Linked DNA regions of Mus musculus: region 2 is linked to region 1. A link is a loop called in an ENCODE intact Hi-C map of the cell type or tissue named here. Cell type or tissue: left cerebral cortex. All regions are shown on one strand.

The links. Peaks named below come from ENCODE experiments on the same cell type or tissue, not always from the same donor. Only the 100,000 strongest peaks of a DNase experiment are listed, where the experiment ranks them.
Region 2: it touches region 1 in a loop (2.6-fold over the local background); 9 of 42 quality-filtered maps call a loop at or near these places.

What each region holds. Positions count from the first base shown.
Region 1 is chr4:124,651,989-124,659,988 of GRCm38, forward strand. Pou3f1 (POU domain, class 3, transcription factor 1) reads left to right here and starts at 5,658. Exons shown (of 1, transcript NM_011141.2): 1 at 5,658-8,000. The coding sequence starts at 5,719. The coding sequence ends at 7,068. Gm2164 (predicted gene 2164) reads right to left here and starts at 5,499. Exons shown (of 11, transcript NR_168006.1): 1 at 4,852-5,499. In left cerebral cortex, a CTCF peak has its summit at 4,691; DNase peaks (open chromatin) are centred at 4,364, 4,774, 5,442, 5,913 and 3 more places; H3K4me3 peaks cover 3,555 bases; H3K27ac peaks cover 1,060 bases.
Region 2 is chr4:124,561,657-124,569,656 of GRCm38, forward strand. All of the region lies in intron 1 of Gm2164 (predicted gene 2164), which reads right to left. 4933407E24Rik (RIKEN cDNA 4933407E24 gene) reads left to right here and starts at 7,523. Exons shown (of 3, transcript NR_045819.1): 1 at 7,523-7,637. In left cerebral cortex, a CTCF peak has its summit at 1,196; DNase peaks (open chromatin) are centred at 356, 597, 1,115, 3,545 and 1 more place.

The sequences.
Region 1 (8,000 bases):
AATTAGAAATTAAATAATTAATCGGAGGAACGAGCAGTTTCTGCTCCTACAACTCGCCCAGACAGCTAACAGAGAGCAAAATCAAGTCACATGTACCCTTTCCGAGCTTCCACTGGGTGGTAATCTCATCCCACCTCCTGTCTTTCTTCCTTCCTTCCTTCCTTCCTTCCTTCCTTCCTTCCTTCCTTCCTTTCTTTCTTTTTTGAAGTCAAAACACTTTATTCAGAGGCTCGGGGAAATGTTGGGGGTCCACACGGTCTGTTGTCCTCCACAGGGCACATCTTAGAGGTCACCCATCGCTGAGTCACCTCTTTAATCACCATCAGAGGTCATCCTGCCCAGTTTCTAAAGGAAGCTATGGAGAGGTCAAAGGCCACAGAGATCAGGATACTGAGACTGGCTCAAGATCCACAGGCCCTAAGCCAAGGCCCAGATGAATGTCAGGACCCTGACTCCCAGGGGCTGCTGCTCTCTGAGAAGACTGGCAGAGGGAGAGAAGGCAGGCAGGCCGAAATTGCTTCCCAAACCCAGCTGGCCCCAAATAAAGAGTCTAAGCCCATGGGTAGGAGGACATCCTAAGACAAGGCTCTTCCATCAGCCCAGTAGGTGAACTCTGTCACCCAGTCCTCCCTTTACTCTTCCCAGCATCCCTGATTTGCAAGGGCTCCAGGTGGTGCATCTAGAATCTGCCCCCACACCACAAAGGTTTGCGTCTGCGGCTGAGTCTGCCCTCTGCCCTTCCAATCCTCCCCACTAATGGTTAGAAGAAAGCTCAAGGGGCTCAGGGACCTAAGGGGAAAGCAGCCAGATCCAGCTGCCACCAAGAGACACTAAACAGGACTGCATCCCTCCTCCCTGCCCCACCCCCGCCCCCACCCCCGCCCCAAACTTGTGCTCATGAGTCACCGCACAAGTTGCCCTATCAGGAACATGAAACTGAACTATAACAGTGTGTGCATCACTGCCAGGGTGCTGCCGGTGACAGCCTTAAGAGTGTAGCTGTGTTCACAAGGCAGCCTCGGTGGAGGTCTATGTCTGTGACCTCAGGTTTTGCAGACTGGAGCTTGCCTAGCTCTGACTCCTCCCTACAGAGCCCTCCCCACACCCACAACCCACCCCCCAACCGCCCTGCAGCTCAAAGGCCCCCCACAGCGAGGGCCCCATCTGCTGGAGGTTCAGTGACCTGTGTCAAATGAGCAGGCGCTCGGTCACACTCCAGAGCCTGGAGGAGGCTGGGCACTCTGGGAAAGCGGAGGAGCTCCTGCCTGGGGGCCAGCTGGGCAGGAGCCCCACGGGGAAGCCTGAGACTGGCAGCAGTCTAGCTGGGGAGCTGCCCTGTACGGGCAAGAAGAGGAGAAGGGGGGAGGGAAAAACAACTAAAAAGAAAGAACTTTCCTATGTCCTTGAGGCTAACATTGAGGAGAGAGCAAGTGGACCAGACTCTGGACAGAGCACAGTCTCTTCCAGCTTTCTGGCCCTTTGTTGAGAACTGGTGGTTCATTCAGGGAGTGGATAAGGGTGTCTATGAGATGGTAGAACTCTTTGTATCTGCTCAGGTGGGTAAGAGAGTTCATAGATACCAAAGTGTACCTATTTGTGTGACTAACACTATGTGCCACTCAGGAATCACTGTTATGCGGATGCTCATCGGACTGAGCACAGGGACGCCAATGGAGGAATTAGGGGAAGGACTGAAGGAGCTGAAGGGGCCTTAGCTGGCATCAATAGGAGGGGAGGCCCTTGGTCCTGTGAAGAAGTGATGCCCCAGTGTAGAGGAATGCTAGGGCAGTGAGGCGGGAGTAGGTGGATGGGTGGGAGAGCACTTTCATAGAAGCAGGGTAAGTGGGGTTTGCAGAGGGGAAACTGGGAAAGGGGATAACATTAGAAATGTAAATAAATAAAATATCCAACTTTTTTATAAAAAAAAAAAGAATCTGTGTTTGTTTGTGACCCCAGGGGCCCATATTTTAGTGTCAGACAAGGAAGACCCATTTCAGTCTGTGTGAGCTTTCTATATCTGACCCTGTTTAGACACATTGCTTTATTTACCATCAGGCATTGCTTTGTGTAACTGCATGTTTCCTCTACTCATGCAAGATTATGTCCCTGTGGCGAATTGGTATGCGTGTGTCCCTGTACTGACTTGCATGTCTGTATTTCTATGTTCAGTATATGTGAGAGTGAACATCTCCTGCCGTGTCCCCACCATTCCATGTGCACCAGCCAAGTAGCATGTTCACCCCATGGCTGTGCAGTATGTTTAGAAAGAGGACTTCTCCCTGAGATTGCGAAGGAGACGATCCTAGAGCCATGGTTCTCACCCTTCCTAATGCTGCGAGCCTTTGAATCCAGCTCCTCATGTTGTGGTGACCCCTCAATCATAAAATTATTCTTATTGCTACTTCATAACTGTAATGTTGCTACCGTTATAAACTGTAATGGAAATGTCTGTGTTTTCTGATGGTCTTAGATGACCTCTGTGAAAGGATCATTTGACTCCTAAAGGAGTTGTGACCCACAAGTTGAGAACCACTGTCCTGGAGAGATGAGCCATTCTGGTACAGGTATCTGCCAGGGTCCTATGACGGTCCTCAGTGCCCCATGCAATCTCCAAGAACAAGAAGGAAACAGATACCAACATCTTCTATGGGAAACTCAATTCCTAGGAAAAGTGGGACTCAACCCATCTCACTGTAGACTCTACAATGTAGAGGGTCTAAAATTTCCAATGCAAAGTTAAGAATTTTACCTTTCCTAGTTCATGCTGCTGCTGATCCCTGGGGCAGCATCTACTATGTACAGGAAGGACACTTAAATGACATTCTTCATCACATCCTCAGAGCAATCCTAAGATCCAGGCATCACTGTCTCCTCTGTAAGATGGAGAAACCTCAGCTCCGAGAAGCAAGTGATTCACACAGTCTGCTTGCCTATAGGGGCCTTAGGCTGGGGACCAAGATGCTGAGTAACAACCTAAGAGCTTAGGTACTGCTTTCCTGAGGGTAACTCTCCTCCGCTCAGCACGGACCAGGGAACACAGCTTCCAGGCAGTCCTGACCTGCTCACAAGCATGGCCAGAGATAAGACTGTAGGCCATCTTTACCCTGAAGGCCAAAACTGCCACTTCTTGCAAACTACAGCAATGGGGGTGGGGGGGAGCAGACCGGCATGAGTAAGACTAGCCCTGCTGCATCCTATGAGGATGATGTCATTAGCTCCTCCAGGAGTTAAGGCACAAGCCAAATGATGGACAGAACAGCACCATGCCTCACTGTTCTTTGAGTGGTAACCTCAAATCTGTACAGCGTAACCTGTCTGCTGCTGTCCAGACATTTCCCATCTTCCAGCAGGATCAGGGTAGATGTATAGACTCTCAGACTGTCAAACTTGGAAGAGGAAAAAAAGTAAATTGGTCCAAACCGCACAGCCCACTGAGGAAAGTTAGTTGCCCACCTAGCAAACTGCAACAACAGAAAAGCGCAAATAAAAGCCCTTTGTGTGGGGAGGGGGGCACTCCCTCTATCTCATACCATTCCCTGTTCACCTTAGGGAGACAGGGATACAATGTAAGCCATGGTCAGTCCCAATTTACAAAAAGGAAAACCAAATTTAGAGTACTTTAACTGAAAAACAAGAGGAAGTTCCAGTTTGAGCCCAATCTTCAGAGTAATACAGGCCTGGTTAGGACTGGCATGAGAGACTGAGAGACTTCCGCTGTAAGAATTCAAGCCTTGGTCCTACACTTAGGGCTGGGAGAAAGCTTAGCCAGGTTCATGGACCAAGAGAACTTGGGCTGCCTCAGGGTGACTGCTTCCTGGGCCAAGATCCAGGAAAACCCAGCATCCCTACCTGGGTTCAGATACAGGAACCCATCATAACTCCAGCAGGTAGAAAATGCCTGTTCAGGACTATGGCAAATAGTCAGACAACCCTGGCCTCTTCTTCCATTAGCAGGTGCTTAACTTGGGACATTCAGGGCTCAGAGGACAGGGTAACTCTTGTCACTGTCAACTCTGTCGCAGCCACTCTTAGATGATCTCCACAGCAGCTGCCTTTAGAGCCCTTGTCTGTCTCTGTCTCTCTCTCTCTCTCTCTCTCTCTCTCTCTCTCTCTCTCTCTCTCTCTCTCGTCTTCAAATACATAGGCTTCATTCTACAGTCCTGAGTAGATTCCTGTCCAGTGAGGTCCTAGCTAGGTCCCCAGCTCGGCACCCAGAAATCTTTGAATCACTTTGAAGCAGAAGAAGGTCTAGCAGTGTACAGAAGCCCAGCAGAGGAATAGGCAGAAGTACGGAGGCATGCAGACTGAGGAAGCACACACCAGCTCCAACTGAGGCCCCCTCCACTCAGGATCCTTAGGAGAGACACAAAACAAGGACAGGGATGAAGAAGTTGGCCGCATCCCACTGTCCACTTCTCCAACAAGGACACCTCGAACTCAATTCCCTATCAGACAAGTCCGAGTTGACTCCACGGGAGGCTAGACAGCTGCCAGCTGCCAGCTGCCAGCCTGCACATTGGATTTCCGAGGTGCCCAACTGTCCTTCCCTAAGTCAGTCCACAAATCCTATTCTGCAAGTTTCCGGGCGGCATAACCCCAGCACAACCAGCGCTGCCGACAGACCACCGGTTCCAGCTGGGAGGAAAACAACACGAAAAGGCTACAGCAGCGCAGGACAGGGCCCAGTGTCCATTCCCCACCCACTGGTGGCGCTTTCTCTGGAACCAGTCTCCACCCCGAGGTTCTCTCATTCCAGAACCCTGGAGCCCAACTGGTTCCTGGAGCTTGCATCTCCGCGTACAGGCTCAGCGGCTCACTGTCCTGGCTCAGCACTGCCCACGCGGTACTCACCTGGCCTCGGTGCCCAGGGAAAGGAAGGCGAGCCGGCGAGAGGCGTGAAGCCCAAGCCGATCCGAATCTGTCCGTGCCTGCTGCACTTTCAGGACTGCAGAGGTCCAGCTAGTTGTGGCGCTGAGTCTAGAGGGAGTAGAGGGAAAACCAAGACCTTGGGAGAACGCGATGCGACCTGGCAGCCGCAGGAGGCGAGGCCCCGGAGGTTAGCAGCCGCGCGGTACCGAGCCGGGAAGCCACGCAGCTTCGCTCTCGCTGCAGCCCAGACTCGCGGGATCCTGGCCCGCAGGCAGAGGCGCAGCGCAGGGAAGAGTGCGGGGCTGAGTCTCTGCTCGGAACCCGAGCGCCTCCCGGAGCCCGCAATCCCCCGCCCGCCCCAGTGGGATGCAGGCGGAAATTGAGCTTGTGTGGAACGTGGGGACCGACCGGGCTCCGAGTCTCCCGCGCTGCGGTGAGAGCGGGGCCCACGCAGCCGGGACCGGAGGGGGTGCGGTCCCAGTGCCACCCCCGCGCCACTCCCCACGTGGCGGCCGCGCCCCCGGGGCGTGAATGTGTACGCGGGCGGTGGTGGTGGGGGTCATGAATGAAGCCCCAGCGGCCAATCAGCACTGCCGGCGCGCGGGACCCCGGGAGCGAGACCCAATAGCGAGCTCCGGGTTGCAGGCCCCGGCGGCGGGCGGGCACGGGGGGAGGAGGCCGGGGCCGGGAGGCGGGAGGCGGCTCCGCGGGCAGCCAATGGGCGGCGGGCGGGGTGGGGCTCCGGAGCGCCCAGCGGGTCCGGGCTTTAAGCCGGCGGAGCGCGGCGGCGGGGCCCGCAGACGGAGCGAGGCGGCGGCGGCGGCGGGGCGGCGCAGGGCGCGGGGCGGCATGGCCACCACCGCGCAGTATCTGCCGCGGGGCCCCGGCGGCGGAGCTGGGGGCACAGGGCCGCTCATGCATCCCGATGCCGCCGCGGCGGCGGCAGCGGCGGCCGAGCGGCTGCACGCGGGGGCCGCGTACCGCGAAGTGCAGAAGCTGATGCACCACGAGTGGCTGGGCGCGGGCGCGGGCCACCCCGTGGGCCTAGCGCACCCTCAATGGCTACCCACGGGAGGAGGCGGCGGCGGCGACTGGGCGGGCGGCCCGCACCTGGAACACGGCAAGGCAGGCGGTGGCGGTACCGGCCGAGCTGACGACGGCGGCGGTGGCGGCGGTTTCCACGCCCGCCTGGTGCACCAAGGGGCGGCCCACGCGGGCGCGGCATGGGCACAAGGCGGCACAGCGCACCACTTGGGCCCCGCCATGTCGCCGTCGCCCGGGGCCGGCGGGGGTCACCAGCCCCAGCCGCTCGGGCTGTACGCTCAGGCGGCCTACCCCGGTGGCGGCGGCGGCGGCCTGGCCGGGATGCTGGCGGCGGGAGGCGGCGGCGCGGGACCCGGCCTGCACCACGCACTGCACGAGGACGGCCACGAGGCACAGCTGGAGCCGTCGCCACCACCGCACCTGGGCGCACACGGACACGCACACGGACATGCACACGCGGGCGGCCTGCACGCGGCGGCGGCGCACCTGCACCCGGGCGCGGGCGGTGGTGGCTCGTCGGTGGGCGAGCACTCGGACGAGGATGCTCCCAGCTCCGACGACCTGGAGCAGTTCGCCAAGCAGTTCAAGCAACGACGCATCAAGCTGGGCTTCACCCAGGCCGACGTGGGACTGGCGCTGGGCACCCTCTACGGTAACGTGTTCTCGCAGACCACCATCTGCCGTTTCGAGGCCCTGCAGCTGAGCTTCAAGAACATGTGCAAGCTCAAGCCGCTGCTCAACAAGTGGCTGGAGGAGACCGACTCGTCCAGCGGCAGCCCCACCAACCTGGACAAGATCGCGGCGCAGGGCCGCAAGCGCAAGAAGCGCACGTCCATCGAGGTGGGTGTCAAAGGCGCGCTCGAGAGCCACTTTCTCAAGTGTCCCAAGCCGTCTGCGCACGAGATCACCGGCCTGGCCGACAGCCTGCAACTGGAGAAGGAGGTGGTGCGTGTCTGGTTCTGCAACCGGCGGCAGAAGGAGAAGCGCATGACCCCCGCGGCCGGCGCGGGCCACCCGCCCATGGACGACGTTTATGCGCCTGGGGAGCTGGGGCCTGGCGGGGGCAGCGCGTCGCCACCTTCTGCGCCCCCGCCACCCCCGCCGGCCGCGCTGCACCACCACCACCACCACACACTGCCCGGCTCTGTGCAGTGACCCTGCGGACTGGGTTCCCCGCCGGCGCAGCGGTGCCTCCGGCGCGCAGTTAGCGCGCGCGGCCTGGACTCTTTTTGTTGTTTATTCGGTTTTGCTTTGGATTTTACAAAAAGGAAAAAAAAAAAAAAAAAAAAAAGCTCAGAAACTTTTAAACAAAACCAAACACCCGGGACCGACCCCTCTCTCCAGCGAGCGGCGAAAGGCGGCCGAGAGGCTGTGTCGCCCGAGTCCCGGGAGAGAGCAGCGGAAGATCCAGAATGCGCCAACTCACTCTGGGCGCCCTGTGCCCACTGCCTGCTCCCTATCCCCATCCCCTCGACGACCCCCGCCCCTGCCCCTGGGCTGTTCGGGGCCGGATCCCGGCAGCGGCCTCCCCACAGCGAAAGGTAACGCGGTGCGGGGTTAGGGATTCCCCGGGAGAATGGACGAAGAGAGGAGAGTCCCCAGCAGCTCTCCCGGGCGCGGACTCCCTGTAGCCTGCAGGTCACGGGTGGGGGCTGTCACTTTATTCTTTCCGCGCCTCTTCTCTCGCACCTGGACGCGCCCCACCCCCTCACCTTTTCTCCGGGCTTGGTTTTTTACGGTTTTTATTTATTCGTGGAGCCTCTCGGCTCCTGGGGTCCTTCTAACTCCGCCCGCGCCCTTAATTTAAATCGCTGTATGCTGTATTTATCGGGGCCCCAGAGGGGAGGCCGCGAGAGCCGCATCTGTGTATAAAAGCAGGAAATAGCCAAAGCTTTAATCTAGCCTAATTTATTTTCCCTTTCTCTTCCCCTCTCCTCCTTCAAGAACGCAAAACAAAAACAAAAAAAAAAAAACTAACAAAAAAATTTTTTTTGAGTGTTCATTTTTCGTTTCGTTTTACCCGAGCCCTCGGCTCGGTTCCTGGCCTAGCAGAGAGGGTCTGCGCTCCCACGCACACCCGGGTGGGA
Region 2 (8,000 bases), 90 kb before region 1:
AGACCACAGGGACCAAACGGGAGCCTGCAGAGGCATAAGACCGGAGAGACGGGCACTGTGGCCTCAGAAAAACTGTAAAGATGCTGGTCTTCCTTTTAAGAGCCAAGAGAGGCAGATGAGGGGGTTTGCACAGAGATGCTATGTGACCTGACAGAGGTTGGAGATGCTCACTCTGTCTGCAGTGCAGACAATAGATTGGAAGGAGCAGGGACAGAAGCAGAAGTGAGTTAGGGGCCCTCCCTGGGAACCTGGGGAAGGATGATGGAGGCTTAGACTATGGGTGTACAATCAACAGGACTGGGTGATGGGTGGATAACAGGCTAAGAGCAGCTGCTGCTGGCATCCTGGGCTCTCAGCATCTCATAAAACTTGCAAGGTTCTTTTGGTTTTGAACAATGGAATCCCATCGCACACGGGTGGGGTGGGGGGCTGGGGGCCCAGATTTGGAAGTGCCTGAGACGGGAATTGCATAAAGTCAAAAGTGCCCTTGGAAAACTCTAAAGCCACTCGCAAAGTACAGTATCCATGAGTTTGTTTATACAGCCACGAACAGAAATTTTTAGGCACACTAAAGTTAGAGCCGCTGAGCTAGAATAAAGCAACAGAAGGAAACCCATATGCAAATGTCTGGGCATTCAAATCACTTGCCTTTAAGACAAGGACTCAAATCCCAGGGAGTGAATGAGGAAATGGGGGGGGGGGGTGTCCAAACAGGAGATGTGGCAAGAATTTTCTTAAAGCCCTGGCTTAGCTGAAAAACATACCATCTTGGTTTGAACACTGAGCCTTTGTGACTGTAGTACCTATTAGTGTGTGGCCTGAGTGTAGGAGCTGAATCCCAGCATCTGCTCATCTCCATCTCCAGGTCTAAGCTCAGACAGCTCAGATCCTCTGGGACCCTTCTATCAGCACAAAAGTCAAGAACAAAGGACTCCGACAAACCCCCTGCTAATCTCAGCTGAGACCGTGTACCTGTGTCACCTGCTCCTCATGCATTGGTGGGGCTCTGCCCCTTGTTTGTCCACTGTCCGGTGAAGCAGACACCATCTGAAGCCTTGCCAGCACCAGGCCAGAGGGAAAGAGCTCTCTCTGCAGGCTTCACAACGCGATTAGATGCCCGTGCATGGCACGGAGTCACTTCCATGCGCAGCTCATTGGCCAGACTTCATCACAAGGCTTCACCCAACCACAAGAGGGCCAAGAAGTGCAATCCTTCCATGTGTTCAGCAGGTGCACAGCCAGAAATATTTGACAAACAACACTAATGACTTCCACATGCTCTAAATGTACAGTGACAAGAGAGAGAAGAGACGAGCCTTAATTATTAAGTCTGTGTTTGGATCCAGGACCCTGTGTAACCATGTGGCTGAATAAAATTTGCCCGTTCATGCCCCAGGGGGCAGAGCCCATGCCCAGAAAGATTCCCAGGCAGCATTTGGATGTGCTATCTTGGAATTAAAGAGGAGCCATTAAAGGCTGCTGACAGCCAGGGCTTGTCTGCACCTCTCTCTCTCTCTCTCTCTCTCTCTCTCTCTCTCTCTCTCTCTCTCTCTGTGTGTGTGTGTGTGTGTGTGTGTGTGTGTGTGTGTGTTCATGCATGCACCCAGGATTCTAACATGAGAAGTTGTAAGACTGGATCTCTGTCACCAAAGATCTCTGATAGTCCCTGGAAGTACCTGGCTGAGGACAATGGACAGACAACTGATTCCTTGCTCTCAAGGAACCCCCACAATGATGCTGTGGGAATCAGTGGCCAGCCTCTGCCTCTTCCCCTGACATCATGATGCTCCTCTTGCACAGTGGAACCTAGTCCCCTCCTTCTCAATCATGTCTGTCACCATGCTCTCATCAGTCGTGTGTGGCAGGAGTGAAGACCAAGACTTAAGATGACAGTCACTTCCACTTCCTCCTTTTGGGAATCCAGTGAGCAGAGTGTAAGAGAGCCAGATTAAGTAATTAGACACCATGTGGATGGAAGCCCTGGAGAGTGGGGAAACACTTGATCCCAGCTTCAAAGGGGCCCCCAGCTCAGCCCAGTCACAACAGATAATGCAGAACTGACTAGAAGAGCCCACCCGACCCATAAAACAGAAAGGAGAACTCCAGTCATTTTAAGTCGCTATTGTCAAGGCACAGTTTGTGACGCAGTCACAGACAACTGAAAAACACTCACTAACTAATGTTGATTCTGAGGAGATACAGAGAAGGAATATCTAAGAACACATGAAAAGGTGTTCGACAACTGGGCTCTCTGGAGCAGCCTTTGAAACGGGGGTTTCAAAGAATGAGTTCAACTGGACAGGAGTTGCGCTCTGGAGATTTCTATAAGGAAAGGAAGAAAGTTAAAAGCGAAGTTTGTCAAGTGTGCTCACTAGAGGATGGGGAGGGTGGGGAGGAGAGTGGAAGAGTAGATTGGGGATACCAATCGCAGTTAGACAGAAGGAATGCATTCTAATCCCTGTGTGGGGAGTTCATTGCAACATGCTTTTAGAGGGAGCTAAGAAGAGAGGCTCTCAAAAGCTCAAACATGATGCAATGATAAAGACATGGGAATGCTAACTGCTCTGGTTTCATCAGTATACCGATTGCATATGTGCTCAAACATCAAACTGTAGCCTGGAAGCAAGTGCGACCATTGGATGTCAATCAAACATATTTTTTTTATTGAGAAAGATGGGATTGGACTTGCACATATGATGGTTAGTTTTTGTCAACTTGGCACAAACTAGTCAACTGGGAAGAGGAAACCCTAGTTGACAAAACATCTCCATCAGATTGGCCTGTGGGCTCTATGTGTGGGGCATTTTCTTGATTGCTAACTTCTGTAGGAGGGCCCAGTCCACTATGGGAAGTACCATTCCCTAGGCTGATGGGCCTGGGCTGCACAAGAAAGGTGGCTGAACATGAACATGAGAGCAAGTCAGTGAGCAGTATTCCTCCATGGGTTCTGCTTCAAGTTGATGAACTGTCACTGGTGTGTGAGATAAAATGAACCCTTTTGTCCCCAAGTTGCTTTTAGCCATAGTGATTCCTCACAGCAACAGAAAGTCCCTAGAACTGCACCTAAGACCAGGGACAGACCTTTGAGTACTTTGCAGCCACAAAGGAAAGCATTATCCTAAGCTGAGGTAAGGAGACTAGCCTTCATCAGCCAGTATTAGCTGCTGGCTATTCCAGGAGAGGCCATCACTTGAGTGGAGGTATCTGCCTGCTGTTTCCCGGTCTCCATGGAGGGATGTGGCTGGGCACACCCAGCAACTGACATTCTCAGCAGCTGAAGATAGAGGTAGCATCCCCTGGAGAGGAAGGCAGGCATAAGAACACAACCCCTTCTGGAGGTGAGCCCAAGGCACTTGAACTGAACTAGAGAGGCTCCCTGTGAAGGGAGGAAGAAGAGCTTCCAGGCAAAGGGAACAGCGAGAGCAAAGAGAGGCTCCAGTGTGAGAATAAGCAAAGCCACCGCCAGCAGAACACACGGAAACTGAGATAAGAGATGAAGCAACATCAAGCTGAGAAATGTGGGTTTTCCCGGAGGCAACAGGGACTACTGAAGAGTTCTAAGTAAGGCAGAGACTGGTAAGCCATCTGTTTCAAAAGATTTCCTCTGACAGTAAGGTGGAAGGTAGACCAGCGAGGTATGACCAGAGGATCTAAGTTAGCCCCTTGCTCCTGCCCACCAGCTGAGCCCCGCATCCTCTTCTCCATGGACAGTCAGGTTATATTGCAGTCTCGTCCATGTTACTGGCTTGGTGGCTGGCTGTGCTGCAGTTGCTACATAGTGCATGGTATCTTGAAAGGTCCTTGCACCATTTGCATACACAGGACAGCTATAGCCTTTAATAGGAAGAAAGTGAAGGTCAACTGCTGCCTAGGTGACCTAGGGTGTCAACCCAAATGTCTGTGTCCCAGGTATCAGGATCCCCAACCAAACCGTGACAAATCAAAACATAGCAGCCTTTCTCTGTTGAGAATTCTGTTTTCTCTGGAAACCCTTTACCCTGATCCTGGATTACAGCTGTTTTTCCACCCTCCAGCTGTAGGAGAAATTCTTTGTTGTTGTTGTTGTTTGTTTGCCAGGAAACCCTCCCATTTCCACAGCTCACTATAGAATTAGTGATGAGGGGCTAAAGAGATGGCTCAGCAGTTGAGAGCACTGGTTGCCCTTCCAGAGGGATCTGGGTTCGATTCCCAGCACTGGCATGGTGGCTCAATTGTCTATAACTCCAGTCCTAGGAAATCTAACACCTTCTTCCAGCCTCCATGTTCACTGTACACACGTGGTACACAGATATAAATGCAGGCGAAACACCCACACAAATAAAGGAACAACTTTTAATTTTTAAAAAGTAGTGTTGGATCACCCCAGCCTTTCATTGTCTTTGGCCCCAGCCACATCATCTAATTCTAGAGACTCTGTCGTCACTACCTCCTCCGAGCCTCTCAAATATCAGAGAGGTTGCCTACCAGCAAATCCGCGTCCACCAGTATCCCACCCTACTTCACCACTGCTAAAAGTTTTAACAAGCCACTCAGAGGCCATTAGAGCCTCCACCCACCACTAGAGACGGGTTCTCTCTCGTTACCAACAGGCCGGTGGATAATCCAGCTCTAGATTCCCATTTTAGAGTCTGTTTCCTAGGAACCACTCCCAGCACCAACTGTAGTAGTAGGTCAGGTTCCCTAGAAATAGATCAAAGATGGAGATTTGCATGCAGAGGATTTACTGGAGAGTGAGAGCAGGGACATTAGTCAAAAGGAAAGAAAGCCGGACTGGGCTGAGTGAATCCTTGAACCCTGTGCATATGCATCGCAGACGGCAATCCCTTGGAAAGTTCTAGAACAGGTATGACACTTTAGAGATAGACCGAAATTAGGTGATAGTAAACAGTCGGTGAGTCGGAACCGCCTCCAGGGAGGAACATAAACTCTAGGAGAGGCGGTTCCATTTATCAAAAGGCCGTTCTGGCAGAGAGACCATTGGATGCTATGGGCAACCAATGCTACCTATCCCTGAGAACTAAACCATAGCAACCTCCTCGAGCCACATTAGGGAACTCAAGAGGAGAATGGTGGTTGGTATTGTTCCTGAGGTCAAGTGCTCCACTGGGCTGGTCTACAGGGAGTCCCACGAGGCTATGGAAGTGGGGTGTTCATTCAGTGATGTAGTGGGAGGAGTTTCATGCAAGAGCTATAGGAGGAGGAGAAGCAGGAGGGAAGATGAGCCTCTGGGTCATTCTAATTCTCCAGAATGAGTGGCTACTCAAGGAAACAGTGCCTAAGATAAGTTGTCTTTTAGAAGCACAGCTTTGCCAGGCATGGTAGAGGCACACACCTCTAATGTCGGCACTCAAGAGGCAAAAGCTGGAAGATCTCTGTGAGTTCGAAGCCAGCCTGGTGGTCTATGTAGTGAGTTCCAAACCAGCCAGGACTACAAAGGGAGACCCTGTCTCAAAACAAAGAGAGTCTACATCTTTGAACACTGCTTGTATTTGCACTGCTTGCATATGTGATAATGTATACAGACACATGTACACACACACACACACACACACACACACAGAGAGAGAGAGAGAGAGAGAGAGAGAGAGAGAGAGAGAGAGAGAGAGAGAGATGCACACAGTTTTCCCAGAGCAAGAACTCCAGCTATCTGCTGCTAATAAGCAGATCTCTGTCTGAAACCACGTCTTCCTGCTCACCTGTTGACCACGAGTGCACCAGCTGGAGTCCGAGCTCCACGTTCAAGTCTATGCAGACTCCTGGGAGCAAGAGTGATGTCACCAACAGCAACCAACCTTCACTGAGCACCAGCTAGCTACATTTACAAGTTTGCTCATTCCTCCTTCTAACCCATGAGACAGGTGCCTCTATTTACCCATTTCCCAGAGAAGGAAGCAAAGGTTCCAAGGAGCTAGACCTGTCTGTGGTTTGTGCAACTGGTTGGTGTCAGAACTGGAACCAAGATTCCAGTTAGGGTGGTGATTGAGGCAAATAAGGACACTGAGGATTGAACCAGCAGCTGACACAGTGGCACATGCCTTTAGACCCAGCACTCAGGAGGATATCTGAATTTGAGGTCAGCTTGGTCTACAAAGCAAATGCCAGAATAGGCAAGGCTGTTATACAGAGAACCCTGTCTTTAAAAAAAAAAACAGAGAGAGAGAGACAGAGAGAGACACAGAGGCACAGAGACAGAGAGAGACAGAGACACAGAGAGACATAGAGAGAATATTGAACTGGCTCATTCGTTCATTCATTCATTCATTCAGGAAACATTTATGGAGGACCTACTGTCCCAAGCACTTGAGAAACCTCATGCAGCTGTAGCCACAAACAGCCGTTCCCTCGTGTAACTCCCTATAGAGCGGGAAAGAAAAAGAAATAATGAATATAATATGTCAATACTCATTTGTATATTTTAAGTGTATAATGGATTCTCTGGTCTGCCCCAGTTCCCCACTTTGGAACTGAGACTCCTCTCCCTTGTTATGGGAGTGTTGATGGATGGCCATTCAGCAGTCTCTCTGCAAAACTGCTCTGAAAAGGGAGCTGCTTCACCTACGGCTACTCCCTTCCCTAGGAGAGCCTTCATCCCATGTCTGCTCAGTAGAGAATCACAAATGTCCATGCCCTGTCTTAATGCCTGGCCACTTTGAAAGCTCCCCTGGATCCCAGGTCCCTGGACATCAGCTCCAGCCTTTGCTGTGACTGCATCAGATGGCAGCCCTTCCTCTGTCCTGGGCTGCTTCCTTCACAGGTCTGAGAGCCTTTCCCAGTACACTCCCTCCAAGGGAAATTCTCTACCACAGTCTCTTTCTCTGTGTGTTCAACCTGCTTTGGGAAGGGTATCTTCTAGGGGAGGGAGAGGACGGCAAGAAAAGAAGCAAAAATCAGCAGAGGAAGAAGGATCAGAGGGCAGGGCCCCAAAAGGCAGCAGGCTGTGAAATCAAAGAAGATACTTGAGACAACCTCATTAAGAAGTGATATTTGAGCAAAGACTTGAAGGTGGTTGTAAGGGAGTTACCCACGTGGAAACTAGGTGAGATGGGATGACACAGAACAGTGCACATAAGAACTTGCTGGCCACTATAAGGTCCTCTGGAGGACCTGGTCTGAAATGAACCCTCCCCAGACTTCTATAGAGACCAAGAGCAGAAGCAGAGCCATCTGCCTGGAAGTCACTGCAGAGAGCCAGCTGAGGAGGATGTACCAGGGTGGCAGTGACCGGTGACAAAGGGGGCTCAGAGGTACGCTTTTAAAGTGCAGCCAGCATGTTTGGCCAACGACTGGGTGCAGGAAGTGAAGAGAACACAGGACCCAAGAATAACCATGACCTTTTCTTGTCCTGAGATGGAAGGTCTCACCAAGACCTCAGACAAGGAAAAACCCACTGGAGAAGGTTCAGAGGAGACCTGATGTGAACGCTGTTGTAGTTGAAATTGACAGTCACACCCATAGCACAGGATGGCTACCCAGCTGAGGCACAAAGGCTAGAGTTCCAAATGGGAATGACAGTTGGGGGTCAGGAGGACAGTGGAAGTGGGCACAGGGACCCAGCTCTATATTTCCATCCCATGCTGTCCCAAGACTCACAACAAGTTCCTGTGACCTCTCAAACTATGCGAGGGGCCGGCAAACACGTGAGCAGAGAAGGTTCTGTGTGAAAAGTGTCCAAGTGGACATTTGTGACTGAGATGAGGGCTCAAATGCTATGTCCCTGCATATGGAGGTGGGGTGTGTGTGTGCCTGTCTGTCTGTCTGTCTTTCTGTCCATATGTCCATAAAGATCCAGCACCTTGCAATGTAAATACGGAGATGATGCCAGCCCAGAGCCTGGTACCTAGAGGTCTCCCATTGTTATGGAATGTGTAGAGTAAGCAATTAGCTGCTGTTGGCATTTAAAACATCAACAAACGCTCCTTGCCTGCCCTGAACCACACGGGTCCCCTTAAAGCCTTGTACAAATGACTCTTGAACATGAAGGTGCCTGCAACTCCCAAGTG